Linked DNA regions of Mus musculus: region 1 is linked to region 2. A link is a loop called in an ENCODE intact Hi-C map of the cell type or tissue named here. Cell type or tissue: left cerebral cortex. All regions are shown on one strand. Each heading gives the region's core, and the rest is flanking DNA. Links, peaks and the distances in the headings are about the cores only. Region 1 holds the start of Tmem9b (TMEM9 domain family, member B). Region 2 overlaps Dennd5a (DENN/MADD domain containing 5A).

Region 1 (8,332 bases), core at 178-8,177, 140 kb before region 2:
TGCCTTAAAATGATACACAGATGTCCACAAGATCACAAGAACACACCAAACAGCCTGAATCTAAATGCATATTTGTAGGAAGAGTAAACAACGGCACCAGAGAAAGCAAGTGAGCTCAGAGTCAATTTGGGAACTTGTGATGGAACAAATTTACTCTTGCTTTCCAATCACTGCTGCCTGTGAGCCTTGAAATCATGCACACACCAAAGTACTTATCATTTGGGGCTATTCCCATCAATCTTCCACTGTGGCCGTAACATCACAGTCCCACCTAAAGGATATCCATCCTGCTGTATAACCTGCTGCCTCCTGTTTCAGGGCACTCACAGGAAAAACTGCATTCCTAGTCCACTGGGATAAACTGAGAAGGCTTCTCCGGGTCAGCTAGTCAATCAGGACCCCAGGCGTCACAGGCCGGCCTCATTGCCTAAGGCCGGAAAGATCCAGGTCTCAGCCTAATCTGAGCTACCAGAACTACCTGACACACCCCAAAGCAGGGACTCAGACGCACAGCCTTTATTCTCCTTCATCCCTGAGTCTCTGAAACTTAAATAGAGCCTCCAATATTTGGCACTCTGTCCTCAAAACTTACAAACTGTGCCTGGGGAGTAGAGGCAAGAGGAGCAGGAGCTTGAAGCCAACAGGTATACAAAACAGTGCCAGGCTGATCTGGGCTACATAGTAAGATCTTGTCTCAAAACACAGAGCAAAAGCAAACCCCAAACCAAACAACCCCCTACTCCCATTCACAGTAGGAGCTGTAAAATTATAGACCAGGAGCTGGAGAGATGGCTTGGTTAGTTAAGTGTGCTAGCTACTGCTGCAGAGGACAGGAAGGAGTTCAGTTCCCAGCACCGGAGTTGGTCATCTTACAAGCAGCTATCACACTGGCTCCAGAGAATTCAATATCCTCTTCTGACCTCCACAGATACCCGTTGTGGACATGACCACACACAAATATTTTAAGTGATTAAAAAAATTTATACATCAGATAAAGAAGGCTCAATTTGCCTTTCACTGAAAAGAGGGAGAAAGATCCCTGACCAAAGTTTAAGAGGGCACAAGAGAGTAGCTATTGGTAGTTAGTACAATAAACTCAGTCCCATCTGAAATGAAACCTCCCCGGCCTAGAGCTTTCTGTTTAGGCTACAGTATTCCTTTAGACTTGTATCAGACACTCAGGACCCCAGTCTAAGATCTGACACTTCTGCTTAGGAACAAAATGAGACATCATAAGAACAGTCTGAGTTAACAGTAGGAGCCACGGTTTATGTAGCAGGTGATACCTTGGTCCGAGACACTTACCAATCTTTCTGAGATATATTCTTATTATAAATGTGCCCAGGATTCTCTTTATAGGGAGGGCAGATGCATTTACATCTCACATCTTCAAAATTCTGCAATAAAAGTGAAAACACTATAACTTCTTTATAGTTTATCGTCAATATTTTTTTTAAATCTACACATGTACATTTTGCTAAGTATCCCTGTCAGATATTCTAAAACCATTATAAAGATTTAGGTTTGAGAGATACAAGTTCCTAAAATCTGTAAGACACTATCTGTGCCTTATTAAACTCATTTATGAATTGCATGACAATCAATTGTGTTATTATCATCTACCTGCCACTAGAAAAGCATATCATGACAGGCAATAGGGCCTACAAAGAGATATTCGGATATGAAGGGATTGGGGAGAAGGGAATTAAAGATTATTTATAAGCAAGTCACAGGTGTAGGCTGGGGATGGGTTTAGCTCAGTGCTAACACATACGCTTAGCATGCATAAGGCCAATTCAATCTGTAACACAATAGGGTGAGGAGAGTCAGAATTCTTCTAATTTCTTCTTTTCTAACTTTTTCCTTTTGGGAGAAAGGCACTGGGCATGGATAAAAGGGGCTGAGTGAGCTATAAACAGGATGAAGATTGAGGGGCACTCAGCCAGTGCTAGAAGGGAAGTCAAAAGGGAAAGTAGTTTGAATCTTCCCATTGTCCCCCAGGAAACTTGTCTGGCAATCCATGGTTGACAAGAAAAGCAACTCCTAGCAATACGAGTTTCAGGAGGCAAAGCAAGCAGGCATTAAATGCTGCATAAATCCAAGAGATGCTTTCTCAGCAAAGGGTTGTTTATTCGAGAAGGCTGTGGCTCATTAGTCCCCACTGAGACATATCCACCACTCCTAGGTACAATGAAATGTCTGGCAGAGCTGTTGACAGGTCCTAAATGTATCAGTAACCACTGTGCCAGAGCCTGTGCTCAATGAGGAGGACTCAGAGAAGCAAAAGACACAGCTCCTGTTTCCTGGGACAAATCCTATCAAGGGGAGACGGATGTTTATATCATGATACACTACATAAAATGGTAATGTTTGACATCCATACAGAGAGTCCATACTAGAAGTATTTCAAAAGTTGGGAAACTTTTTGCTGTCCCTATTTCTGATGACACCAGAAAGACTGAAAAAAAAAAAAAAACCAAATTGCTCAAAAACACCTGCCTACCTGTGACCTATCTTTCCCAGCCCTTTATAACATTTAAAAATATTATAAAACTTTTTAAAAATGCAGTGTCACTATTTCCCACTACACCGTGGAGTCTTTCTATTTTGCCCCAAAATTAGTTAGCCCACTGGGAGGAAAGCACATGTTTTCTTGGGCCAGAACAGCTCTGGGTCACCAGAAAATATATGGGGACCAAAAGGTTTAGAAACACAGTGAGGAATAGGACACAACTTCCTGTCACCTCTCTCCTAGGCTAGTAAATTATCAGAAGAGGGGTGTGTGTGTGTGTGTGTGTGTGTGTGTGTGTTTTCCTGGAGGGGATCTTGGTGAGAGTATCAGGCTAGTGGGGTGGCCCTACAGGTCCTTCTGGGAACGGGTAGTTGCCATGAGATTCGAGCCCCCACCATGGCAAGGGAATCTGCTTATCAATGAGTTGAGAGGAGCTAGTCCCTAGTAGGGAAGACTTCGGGGAGATGAGGGTGAGGGGAGCTAGTCCCTACTAGAGAAGATTTCAGGGAGATGAGGGTTTCCCACCGTTTGGATTGGGGGCTGAGAGCTGCCCAAGTTTAAGGGTGGAAAGTTCAAAGCTCCCAGGGCTGGAAAGTTCCGGGTGTGTCCCGTCGGGGCTGGGAAGGGAAATGTCAAGAGGCAGAGGGTTATAGACCCCGCTCTGGCACTGTTTGGGGCTAAGGCTTAGGATGCTCTAGAGAGGGCCAGCCCGGGCTGTGAAGCGGGGTCGGGGGGATTTGGCTGTCGGATTGGGAGACCGGAGAGTGGGGAGCAAGTGGTCAGCCCCAGTTTCTGCCAGGCCAGAGGCAGGGGCGGAGCTCCTGTCAGGAGCCGGGCGGGGCGGGACTCACCTTGGCGGCGCCTGTCAGCTGCGCGAGCAGCAGCACCGACAGCGCCAGGCAGGACATGCTGAGCCCCGAGCCCAGCCGCAGCAGGTTTCCGCACCATAGGCTCGCCATCGCGGGAGCCAGCCGCTCCTGCGAGCCCCGAGCCCCGCGCCCGGCTCGGGATCCGGCTCGGGATCCTCCGCCCGCACTTCCGCCTGGGCCTGCGCGTCACCGTCCGCGCCGGGTCAGCTGCGAGAAAGCCTCCGCCCCGGAAACGGTTCCGGGTGCACAAGGCCCGCCACGGTCGCGGCCCCGGGGGTGCACTAAAGGCTGGGGGTCTTCCCCGGCCAGAGCTGGCGAATCCTGCACCCCAAGGGAGCAGGCCATGCGGATCTAGTCCCGCAGGCCGGGTGAACCCCATCCCCGGGAACTGCGAAGGCCGAGAGGGTGCTGTTCAGGAGACCTGACCAGAAGAGCCCGAGCGTCCTTAGATCGGAAGCCCACCCGGCGATGGAGGCTCGAGGCTCCGCACCGGGGCTTCAGTACGAACCTGCGGTCCGTGCGCCTCCAGGACACAGACTCCTGCCCGGCTCCCAACAGTAACTGTGAGCTGTCCACGCGGGTGTGGCTTCCACTAGGGGCTGACAGCCTTGGTCCAGTCTAGGACTGGGAAGTGGGCCACGGCGGCGAATCTGGGCTGGCTCAAGTCAGGCTTTGCAAGATGCGGACGCCCCTGGAGCATCCCCCGCCCAGGACTCCTGGAGGTGGAGAATCCAGGAGCCAAGCTCCTGTGAGGCAGTGCCTATTTAAAACAGTTGACCTCTCAGTCAGTTCTGGGAGCGCAGACCCTACTCCATGGGGTGTCTTTTTCTGTAGATACTTCAGGAGCACCCTGGAGAGAACATAGAGCTGCTCATTAAAATATTTTTTCCACTTAGTAGAGACTCTGGGGGTAGAGAAAGGGATGCAGCGTGCTCATCACAGCCCTTAGGGATTTGCTGAATGTCATAAGGGAAAATCACTTCCTTTCAATAAAAGGGGATTAAGTTTTATGATTTTCAATTTTTACTTATAAGACACCCCCACCCCGCCCCTTCAAGTGGTCCTTTCCTGGTTGGTGGAAATGTCTTTCTTAATTTACAGGTAGAAATTTCGCAGCGTTTTTCTGCTATGTGATTCTTGTCGATACTAGACTAGAATCTAACACAAAGTGCTATTGCATTAAATGTATTTAGCCCTTTTTTAGTCCTAAATGGCAACTAGCCCAAAGGACTAGATGCTTTCGCACCAGTTCTTGTGACAATCCTGTCACAGTGGGAATAATTGTCCTTCTAAGGGGTGTCCTACTAATCGCAGGGCTGTCAGGATAAAATTTGTTGGTGAGGTATTGTAGATCATCCTGTCACAGTGGGGATAATTGTCCTTCTAAGGGGTGTCCTACTAATCGCAGGGCTGTCAGGATAAAATTTGTTGGTGAGGTATTTAGATCTGATTGCTAAAAGCTGACTTAGTAGCCAGTTTGGATCAGTTTAGAGCTGTATGTCTGACATGTCCTTCAGATAAAGCATAGGAACCCTCCTTCAAAATTCTTTTCAGAGCCAATGCTCGTTGGATGCCTTTGATCCCAGAGGCAGGCAGATCTCTGAGACAAGGCCAGTCTGGTCTACAAAGTGAGTTCCAGGACAGGCTACATGGAGAGACCCTGTGTCACAAAAAGGAGGAGAAAGAGAAAGAGGAGGAGAAGGAAAATGAGGAAGGAGGAAGAGGAGGAGGAGGAGGAAGAAAGAAAACGAAGAAGGAGAAACAAAGAAAAAGAATTCTTTTCAGAGATTTGATGGGGGGGGGGTACAGAGATAAAGGACTGCAGCAATGCCTCAGGCTGGTGGGTTATTTTCAGTTATTTTCTTCTCTTTGTCCATGCTGTCTCAAACTAGTGGGCTCAAGAGATTCCCCTCCCTCAGGCTCCCTAATAACTGACTACAGGTATGGGCCACCAAGTCAGGCCCACCTCATCTGTTTAATGAAGAAGACCACATAACACTCAGTATGGGCAGAGCTTTAGAGCTACATGTGGCAATCAAATATTTGATTGCGAGGAATCTAAATCGAGTGTTGTATGCTGTATTTCGAGGTCAATACAAGGTAAACAAAATCTTTTTATTTTAAAATACTGATTAAAGTTGGGGCTGCAGAGCTGACTCAGCAGTTGTGAGCCCTTGCTGCTCTCGCAGAAGATTGAAGTTTGGTTTGCACCATCCACGTGGCAGCTTACAACCTTCTGTAACTCTGGTTCCAGGGGATTGGGTCCGCTCTTCTGTTTCCCAGTGGCACTGACACATATGGTACACATGTGTACATTTTTCGAAACACTCATACACGCAAAATTAAAAATTGAAATAGTGGTTAAAATTTAAATATTTTGAATGTATTGGATCATGTCTCCATGTGTGTCCTTTCTCTCAGCTTGTCTGCCTGGGACCCCCTGAGCACGAACCCTAGTCCTCCCACACAGCCCCATTTTCACTAACAAGATGAAACAATCATGAACCAGGAAAAACTTGCCAATCTGCAGGCACATGTTTGCATTGTTGGGAAAGGCACCTCCCACAGAAAGAAGGTGGTTCATAGGACAGCCACAGCCGATGATAAAAACTGCAGTTCTCCTTAAAGAAGTTAGCAACTGATAATGAAGAGGTGAACATGTTTAAAAACCAAGAAACTGATCCATTTTAGCAACTCTAAAGTTCAGGCGTCTCTGGTAGCAAACACCTTCACCATTCCAGGCCGCACTGAGATAAAACAGCTGACAGAAATGTTTCCCAGCATCCTAAACCAGCTTGGTGCAGGCAGTCTGACTAGTCTGACTAGAGACTGGCTGAAGCCGCCCAAACAGTCTAGATGGAGAAGCACCATTTGCTACTTACTAACGAGATGATAGTTCCAGATCCCTGGGGAATTTTGATGACGCCTCTAAGAACGTGGCAAGCTGAATCAAGGTGACTTCTGAAGAAGTTGACACTTGCAGAAGTTACAGGCGCTGCTATTTTATACATGGCTGCGTTTAGAAATTCTTTTGTTTATGGATCTGATAAAAATCTAGATCTCTAGCCAGGGGCGGTAACACACAGTTTTAATCCTAGCAATTGGGAATGAGAGGCAGGTGGATCTCTGTGAATTTGAGCCAGCCCAGTCTACAGGATAGCCAGGGAAACGCTGTCTCAAAACACAGACCAAAAAAAAAAAAAAAAAAATCTAGAAGTCTAATATTTTTTAAGGCCCAGCCCCCTGCACACCGCAGCTCTTTTCAGTTTTTGTTTGTTTGCTTGTTTGTTTTGTTTATATACAATTAATTCCTTGTGACAAAATAAGCTTAAGACGCCTGGGAATAAAATTTGAAATGTGCTAGTAAAATTCTTTGCAAAGTAAAAAAACAACCAAACAAACAAAAAACTTTCTCAATGTGGCTATTAGAAATTTTTTGTTCTAGAATGCACAGTGAGCAGCCATTACTGACGTGTAACTGACCATAGACTGGAGATTCAGGTTAAGATAAAAGAACAGTGATGGGGAGAAACTTCGTGTGGTGGTTTGAGTAGGGATGGCCTTCCATAGACTCTAAATGTTTGGTCCACAGGGAGTAGCACTATTAGGAGGTGTGGCCTTCTTGGAGTAGGTGTGGCCTTGGAGGAAGTGTGTCACTAGGAGAGGGCTTTGAGATCTCATATGCTCAAACTATGTACAGTGTGGCTTGTAGTCTCCTGCTGCCTTTTGGGTCAGTTCCTCCAGCACCATGTCTGCCTGCACACTGCCATGCTTCCTGCCATGATGATAATGGACTGAACTTCTGAGCCTGTAAGCCAGCCCCAGTTAAATGTTGTCCTCTTTAAGAGTTGCTGTGGTCATGGTGTCTCTTCACAGCAATAAAACCCTAACTAAGACACTGCGACAGGTAGAGAGCTAAGGGCTTGGGAGAAGTATATCTGCCAAAATGAATATAATTTCAGCTGACTTTAATAGAAGGCTTTACTTCTCTTGCTCTGCCCAGCTTATACATCTATGACTGTTTCCTGCTCCTGTAGACCCGGGATCTTTAATGCTGGAAAGCCTTCCTTTACAAGTCTACATGTCTGTGGCTTTGCAGATCTCTTTTCTAACTTACTTTATTATGGTAAAATTGTGTTTTCATATATACCTTTATGCTCCCATCCCCTTCCAAAAGCTTGTGGGTCCTATGAGCAGAGCAACCTTTATTTTAGTATCTTTGGACCTGGAGATGGAGATCCAAGCATTAATATGAGGACCAGGGAAAAAGAAAAGGGGAGGGAAAGAAATTCATTTAGTTGTCTGGGGAATAACAGGTACTTACTTTAGTCTTTGCTTGATTTCTTTCTAACCCTGAGCGATGAGGCTAAGAGGTCCAAAGTGCAAAGGGCAGACCTGGAGAACTGGGTTAGGTGAGGAGAGACTTCTGGCCAGGATCACTTTAAAGTTGTTTTGTTTCTACGCTGGCACTCACTTGAGCATCCGCCTTCCTCTCTGCCCTCCTGGCTTCCCTATGAGTAGGCTTTCCTTTTTTGTATTTCTTTTGCCATGCTAGGAATTGAGCCCAGAGCTTGCATATGCTAAGCAAGCTTTTTCCCTCTAAGTTACATCCTCAGCCCCTATTCCATTCCTCTTGATTAACAGGGCAAGGGTACTTTACCACCAGATCTGAGTTCTCATCTCTTGGTAAAACCTGAAAAATTCTCTCTGGACAACAGTTAGGAAGGCAAAGAGGAGCCATCTCCAAATTTAAAGAAGGCATAATTAGAACTTTATCATGTGCACCTATCAGTTTTCCTTTATTTAGTCCCCTTTGATATGAGGTTTTCTGTACTCTGTGAAACCACATAAGTGTGCCTTACCATACATACTCTTGCCCTTCATAGTACCCAGGAGTCGTGGCGCTAGAATATCATTTCTGATCTCAGAGCTGTTGGCGCCACTATGGCTG
Region 2 (8,332 bases), core at 4-8,003:
TGTCAGCCTGGGCGGCTTGAATTAAAGGTCAGACCCTATAATTAACCTTCAGGAAGCTGAGATCTTCAGGACCACAGAGGACCAGGGTGAAGTTTTCAAGGCCTGCTTACTCCACCGGAAGGAAATTTCAGAAATTGCCAGCTTCACTTTTAGGGTCAGTGAAAGGAAAGAACAGAACCGCAGTTCTTGGGACTTCTCCAAAGTCAGCCAGCCCCAAACCACGTTCCAAACAGCTGGATGATATACCAGCAGGGGGCTCGTTTGCTCACTCTACATCCAATCCAACCAAGCCATTCTCCCTGCACTACCCTACCACCCAGCTCATCCAAGACATCTGCACATCCTCTTTGACTACTTTGACCTCTACTCAGGATGCTTCCTTCCTTGAAATGTGAACCTGAGCATATCACTCTTCTCCAGGAAGCCCTCTGTGACTTCTCAGGCTCCCCCCATCTTCACAGGGTTTACTGTCCTCATTCTTTTTGTTTTTGAAGACAGGGTTTTTCTGTGTAGCCCTGGCTGTCCTGGAACTCACTCTGTAGACCAGGCTGGCCTCGAATTCAGAAATCCGCCTGCCTCTGCCTCCCACATGCTGGGATTAAAGGCGTGCACTTAAGTACACATCTTGATTGCAGCTCTGAAAAACTGGGTACTGGCTACTGCTTGCCTTTCCTGCCCAGTCACATCATTGTAATCAATATGATGTGGCCAAATGGCCACAACCTCTCTGGATGATAGCTGAGGCAAAGAAGAGTTAACACAGCTCTAATGCTAAGCCAACTGTGTCCAAACCTCTTCTTTCAGTGGAATAGATGAGAACATAAAGAGTTTTAGGCATCCAGTGGTCACCCTCTGCCAGGACATCTCCTTCAAAGTAAAAGCCATAGCAACAGGAGAAACTGTGGAAGAGCATGCACTAAGCATGCTCTAGACCCTGGGTTCAATCCTCAGCACCAAAATAAATGAAGGAAAAAAAAAAAAGGAAGCAAATTGTTTCTAGAAAGGAAGCAGCCCTGCCCTCCTTGGATTCTGGAGGACACATTGCAATCCTAGGAGCTCTCTCTGGAAACATCGAAAGCCACCAGCTTGCAGTGAAGCCTCAAATGGAAAAGGTCTCTCCAGGCGGCACAGATGGCTGGGTAATGGCCTGGCACTGGGCTCTTAAGATGTAAGAAGCCCTATGTGCTGGAACTACCAGCAAATGTGAGACATACAGCATGGACCTCTCTCTGTAAACACCAGAGAGCCAATAGGCAAGGCCCCTGGGCTCTAGAGTGAAGCTGGGCCATCTGTAGCAGAGATTTTTGAGAAATAGCTCCTGTCACATGACTAGGCCCTCCTTTTGATTACATTCTTGATCATCAAGTGACCCAACACCAGGACTGTTATGACCTGCCAAGGTAGAAATATTACCCCAGCTTGTCTGCTGATGAACCAGGTAGAGGGCCTAAAATGGGACAGTGGCTGCATGACAGACAATTTAATGGTCATCTCGAAAGACCAGAGCCTCTCCCCAAGTTACAGAGCTGCAGGTATGCACCTGCTCAGAGCGAGGGGCACACAGGAGACTATTTCACACTCCTAGACCAGGACTTTTGAACTAGGACTATCACTTCCAGAACCCAGGAAAGAATAGGTTTGGCTGGTTTTAGACAAGAAGATCTGATAGAGGCACAAGGGGATGTGGTAGTGGTGGACACTTAAGAGTACACAGAACATGAAGGCCTTTGTTTCATACCAGAAAGCACTGTCACAAAGAAAAACCAAAACACAGAGTAGACTGGCCATCGTGGGCAAATGCACTGAGCACACGAATTGCCACTGCTGACGAAGAAGGGGGGCAACGGTACAGAGTCCCGCATACCAAAGGCCATCGCCTCTGCTGCCACCATCTGACTTCCACATACACAAGTGGCATGCACGCCCTCACACATAAACAAAATTACTTTTTAAGAATTATTTCCTATAGTGAGAATTTCACCTGCATTTATATTATGTGCACCATGTACATGCCTGGTGCCCATGGAGGTCAGAAGAGGGCATAGGACCCCATGGAACTGGTTGTGAACCACCCTGTGGGTGCTGGAAACTGAACCTGGGTCCTTTGTCAGAACGAGTGCTCTTAACTGCTAAGCCATCTCTCCAGACCTAATTATTTTTAAATTGAAAAAAAAAAAAAAGAAAAAAAAGTAAATCTAGCAGCAGTTGGCAGGGAAGCCACTGGACTGTAGCGGGAAGGGAGCATGGATTTGGGGCTGGCAAAGGTCTCAATCTGAGTGTTAACTACAAGGTGCCCACGTTCTAGTGCTTCACTGAGTTCATCTGCTTGCTTGCTTGCTTGCTTGCTTACCCAGAAATCTTGGTGTCGGAAGCTTGGGATGAGAGCAGGTGCAGATGCTAAGGCAGGCAGGATGGTGAGCTGGGCAAAGAGAATCCAGCTTGCTCAGAGCTGCTACAGAGGCCTGAGCAAGCCCCATGCAGGACACAGCTGACTCCAGGGTCCTTGAGATCTTGAGCTCCTGGATGTGGCTGCTCTCTTACTTCATTCCTCATTCCAACGATGATTAAAAACACAACAAAAAGGGACACTCGCAGCTGAAAAGCCCTAATTTAAGAAACATGTCCACACTCACCTTCTCAGGAACACTCTCTGCTCAGGGCTGACCCAAGCTCCCTCACTAAATTGCACAGCTGACATCTGGCTGCTGTACATCTGGTCTTGCAGAACCACAGCGGTGGCCAGCTGTCTGAAGTTAAGCCTGTCCCACATTCATCCCACAGACAGGACGAGAGCTGGCTCAGGTTATTAGCTCCTAAGAACTGTGATGGTTAGTTTTAACTGTGAACTTGACACAACCTAGCATCACCTGGGAAGACAGTCTGTGAGGGGATCTATAATGCGGTTGACCTGTGAAGGGTTTTCTTATTTCAGTTGAGGTTAAAGACTCACCCAGAATATAGGTGGCTCCATCTCATGGGCTGGATCCTATACTGAATGAAAAGGAGTGAGCTCATTACTGGCATGCACTAATTCACTCATTCATTCATTCATTCTCATTACCGTGGATGTGAATTACTTCAAGCTCTTGTGGCCTTAACTTCTCCACAGTAACTACAACTGAACTGAATAAACCTTTCCCCCTAAACTGCTTTTGTCAGTTATTTTTATCACAGCAATGACGACTAAAACCGTATTTCCTGGGAATTCAACTTTTCCAGGCCTTGGTTTCCTCCCAGCCCTGGGGAAATCTCCATTTGCTTTGCAGAGTGTAAAACCCTGGTGTTAGGTGTGCCCAGGCTTAAGCTCACGACATACAGCTGAACATCATGCTAGCCTTTCTAGGGGACCAAAAATTCTCCTTCTGTACTCCAGAGACACAGCCCAACCTCTTCTCTCTTCCTCTCTTCTCCCTGCAAAGGAGCTGAGGTCTCAGTCTGTAGCCCACTCACTCCCCCTGCCGGCAGGACACCACAATGTGGCTTTCCTGAAGCCTCCTCCTCATCTCTTGCAAAAACATCCTGTGCACTCACAAGCTGCTCACAGAAGACAGACATGTGCTGGGGTCCTTCCTGCCCTGTAAGTGCTCAGAGCCCAGGGATGGTCCAATATGGGGCTGGCCGAAACAACCAAGAAACTATATCTGCATTGTCTTCCAAATTCTAAGAAACTGTTGGGCCACAAGGACAATGACAGCTGCCTAGGAGGTTGGGGAAGACATCATAGCAGCTGCCTCCTAAGGTAAACAGTACACAATTTTCAGGCAAGGGGAACCAGAGAGAGCAGTTACATGCAGAGCCAGAGGAACACAAAAGAGGACAACACCGGGTTTGAGGGGTTCTACTTGTTTAAGCCACTTCTGGAACGTTCTGCCAGAGGAGCCTGATTGAAAAATTAAAATTTAGCTACGTGTGGTGGCAAATGCCTTTAATCCCAACACATGGAAGTCTCAGAAATAAAAAAAAAAAAAAAGAAAGAAAGAAAGAAAGAAAGAAAAGAAAAATTTAGCTGGTTACTAGGGTCAAGGCTTTTCCACTGTTATACCTGACAGAGCAAACCCTTCACTAGAGAAAGGGCTTCTACACCACACACACACACACACACACACACACACACACACACACACCTGCATGTGTTAACAGAGGGCAGACAGGGCCACCTGTGTTCTATGTTCCCACCCAGTCTCCTACCGTTCTCAAGAAATGGCCCAGTATCATCGATTAAGTGACAATCTTTGTAAGCTTGGCCAGCTTTCCTCCCTCTGCGGTGGGAGAACAACCTTTGCACATTCCTCCTCACTGGCTGACTGAATTAGCTTTGAAAGTCTTGGGCACCAGATAGGGAAGGTGCACGGACTTAAGTCCTCAGGGGCGTCCTAGACAGTCCAGACCCCAGCCGGCTGGGGAGAGATGCACAGTTTGGTCCTCAGGAAGGCCACACTACACCTCCACAACCCACACACCCATGAAAGCCAGTGACCAGTGAGATTTGTTTCAGGTGTTTTATTAAGTGGGCCATACTGTAGCTGGTTTCTAAGTTGCAAAACAACATAAATTGAACAGTAATAACATAGCCAGTTAGACTGACAAGCTTTCCTTCTCTTAAAGAAAAAAAGAAAAGAAAAACAAATACTTAAAACACACAATGGCAGGTTAAATAAATAAGATAGGTGAAGAAAAGACAAACCTGTTAAACATGCTCATGTTTACTCCTGTGCAACTTTGTGCCAACAGGAAACATGATTTTCTGCATGTAGCACAATGACATTGTCCTGGCATGTCTCCTTCCCAAATAATACTGACAAAAAAGGGGAAGGGGGGAAACGGATGTGGAGCTGACTTGGCAGTGCTTGATCAGAGGCACTGCTAAAAATCCCTTTGATTGGAGCATGGGATGTCCCACTCGCACACCTGTGCGTGGCCCGTGAAAGCCAGATAGCCAGAATAATGTTAATATAGAAAACATTAGTTTAAAAACGATGTGGAATGGCCTCACCGCCGTGACGGGGCGGCATGTGGAACAGCCCCACACTTGTTGCAGGCTCAGTCTGGGAGGCCACAGGCTCCCAGCGTGCGGCCATGCAAGGGAGGCACCAGCTTCAAAACAAGCAGCGCCAACCTTGCCCCTCTCTGTCTCTTTCACATGAAAGTGTGTAAAAAGCAGGTCAGCAAATAAACTCTAAAATAGATTATTTTTTTTCCAAAAATCCTCTAGTTTTCTTTTTACAGTAAGTATACATATCCTCTCTGTCCCCCACAACTTGCTTAGGTCCCTTTGGGATGAAGAGGCAGAGCTGCAGGGAGTCTTTCTGGGTCCTGCTGCTGGCTGGTGCTCAGAGGTCAGATGTCAATGCCCTTAACGAGGGAAGTGTCCAGTGTGATGTTGAATTCTTGCAGGGTCTGCAGCACTCGGATCAAGGAATTGACGAGTGTGTGGTCCTTGATCAGCGCCACGTCCTCATACATGTGCGCAGTGATGGGGCAGTCGGCCAGCAAGGCTATCCAGTGGTGCAGGAGGTGATCTCTGGTAGGGTGGGAGTGATCCAGGTAGGTCAAAGCAAGGGAAAAGAAAGACACAGGCCAAGGCCAAGTTGGGGGTGGGGGGATCCTTGAACTTAGTGAGAGGATGAAGAAGCTGTACCCCTCCCCCATAGCCCCAATTCCCTCTAAAGGAGCTTGCTTTCCACCACTCAGCCCTGGGAATAACCCAACACAATTATCCCTGTCACCTGCCTCTCTTTCTCCACCTCCTTCATCTCCCTAGACAACCTAGCACACACCAGTTACTAGGCAGACGTGAGCACTCCTCCCGCCATCAAACAGAGGTCCAAAACATTTCTTTTCTCCACAGCTAACATCACACACTAACATCACCAGAAGTACTAAAACATGTGACACTTCCCATCTGCCAGCTGTTGCAAGAGGTTTAGTTTTCATGACAGCACCACCTATATGCAATGCCACCAAACGGCACAAAATGTTGGACCCTCTGGAACTTTTGTTAGTAGCCATGTGGGTGCTGTAAACCCAACCTGTGTCCTCTGCAAGAGGAAAGGGTCATCTTAACCGTTGAGCCATCTCTCTCCAGCATCTTACTTACTTTTGTGTTGTTGAGATGGAGTTCTTACTGTGTTGCTCATGATGGGCCTTGTATTTCTAGGTTCAAGCAATCCTCCTGCCTTAGCTCCCCAGTAGCTGGGGGCACAGCCACATAGTACTCAGCTCAGAGTCTGTATTAACTGTCACACCAACTCTCCTGCACACGGCCTGAATACCATGCCTCTAGTCTATGTGGCCTTCCCACTCTCTCAGTGCTGTCCACTCCGATGCATATTACCCATGATGTCAGCTCCACATTATCTCAGCCTTCTCATTAAACAATGCAGCCCTAATACAGAAGGAATTTTCTCCATCCCAGGTCTTGTAGCCCCCGCTTCCTTCTAAACGTGCTCCCTATCACTGACCCATCATTCTGCATGCCATTTCCTTCCACTAAAGCCTCACTGAAACACCTCCTCTTCCCGGAAGCTTTCTCGGGGCTCTCTCCTCTCTAGGGTTTTCGCACATCCTATGAGGGGTAGTTTGATAATGTTTGACACATTTTACTTTTAAACATGACCAGCAAACTTCCCAGCTCAGCTTTCTTTCCTACCACTTTCCATAAGGCCCCTGAAATTCAATTGTTTACTGAAAAAATAACTATACATATTTACTTCCAATGTCCCCAACAGGGTGGTTTTGAACCTTCCCATCAAGATGTGGCCTCCATCTTCCTTAATCATACACATTCTACTTCCCAGGTCCCACAAACACACAAGATACATAAGAAAAATCAATGGCATAAAGGGGCCCTCCAAGGCAGGGCCATGGCCAGTGCCCACCCTGCAGGACAGTGCCCACCCTATTGCAGCATCTGAATATTGGCTGCTGCACACTCTGGCCCTGTAGTACCTGGCTCCCAGGCACACCAGCATCTGAAATTTGCCGTCCTTGCCAATGTTCCGGGGCGTGTTGTTGACTGCAGTGACAAAGCGGCAGAAATTGCGGGCCCGTGTGTGCCAGTTTTCTTCTGGAACTACGTCATTCTGCTCTAACGTCTCATAATAGGTTTGTGCTTTCTCTGTGAAGAGAAGAAAAGCTGTGACAATGGCTCCTCAAACTCTGCCCTGCAGGCCAGGGGCTGTGGACTCTCCAAGCCCACACAAGCAACTTCAGGAGACCAAAGCAAGTTTTAGATTTTATTTATGTAGCCCTTAGCATGAGCATGCTCTTTTCCACTTGTCTGAAAGGACAAGAAAACTCTGAGGACTGTCTCCTGCATAAAAATTCTCCACACAGGGTTTGGGATCCAATACTCTCAACTGTTGTTTTGGTTCTATAGGAATAGAGGGTGAGGAATTGGGGCTAAGCCTATTCTAGATGAGAGATGCTCAGAAACTCTTTTGGTCCAAGTTTTCAGAGCTAAGGGGTCATACCCATGAGCATGGGGTTGGTGTGCTCTCCCATTATTCCCTACAAAAAAATCTGGGCAAACAAATAGCAGACCTAACTAAGGGCTGCCTGATTTGGCTTCTACAGCTAACCCATATGACATGGAATATAAAGACCTCCATATCAACATACTTTTCCTACTCTTCAAACCTAGACCAGCTCACCCAGGAAATCCCAAATGAAGACATTTTTGAAGAGCCGGGGTGATTTAAATCCATGCTGAAAAGCTTGTTCCAGTGCTGAAACGAGACCACACTCTCCACAGAGCAACAGTGTCAGGCTGCCACGCTAGGAGAGAAAACAGGATAAATGACAGGCAGGTCTCAGCTGAGCTGCCCTACCACTACTACATCCTTAAACCAGAGCCAGGCCAGGAGGAAGCAAACCAAACAGCTCTTGTCTGTTGTCTAGCACCAACCACAATGGCTGGCATACTCTTTCAGTGAAGAACTGGTGAAAGGCATGTGATAGAATTGGAGTCACACACAGGAGACTGCCCAGGAGGGCACACAAAGCCAGTGTAGTCATCATTTGGATAGACACAAGCAAATCCAAAAAAAGACAGGAAGAGGTTGTGTTAACTGGGGGACCCCAAAGACTCTACTTAGCCGTCAATATAGAGGGCAAACAAAAGAACTGAGGCAAAGGCTCCTGAGGAAAGAGTCCATCCCATCCCCAAACAGGCAAGGCATATGCTGTTCTGGACTCTGGCTAGGCAGGGGAATATGCGCCTATAATCCCAGCACTTGGGAAGTGGAAGCAGGAGATTGTCACAATTATTATTTTTTTTTTTTTGGTTTTTTCGAGACAGGGTTTCTCTGTGTAGCCCTGGCTGTCCTGGAAC

What was found. A loop is a pair of places that touch in the nucleus more often than their neighbours do. Peaks named below come from ENCODE experiments on the same cell type or tissue, not always from the same donor. Only the 100,000 strongest peaks of a DNase experiment are listed, where the experiment ranks them.
Region 1: a loop joins it to region 2, with 5 times the contacts of the local background. A loop is called at or near these places in 3 of 42 quality-filtered maps.

The regions. Positions count from the first base shown.
Region 1 is chr7:109,748,708-109,757,039 of GRCm38, forward strand. Tmem9b (TMEM9 domain family, member B) reads right to left here and starts at 3,556. Exons shown (of 5, transcript NM_020050.1): 1 at 3,364-3,556; 2 at 1,306-1,397. The coding sequence starts at 3,471. It also overlaps the pseudogene 4930431P19Rik. In left cerebral cortex, for the core only: a CTCF peak has its summit at 3,988; DNase peaks (open chromatin) are centred at 3,567, 3,962 and 5,922; H3K4me3 peaks cover 2,619 bases; H3K27ac peaks cover 1,383 bases.
Region 2 is chr7:109,889,295-109,897,626 of GRCm38, forward strand. Dennd5a (DENN/MADD domain containing 5A) reads right to left here. Exons shown (of 23, transcript NM_021494.1): 21 at 7,653-7,776; 22 at 6,949-7,117; 23 at 4,486-5,521. The coding sequence ends at 5,338. Among named protein-coding and RNA genes, the nearest start is that of Scube2, 28 kb to the left of the region's middle. In left cerebral cortex, for the core only: CTCF peaks have their summits at 290 (motif pointing right) and 3,468; DNase peaks (open chromatin) are centred at 3,467 and 7,041; H3K27ac peaks cover 217 bases.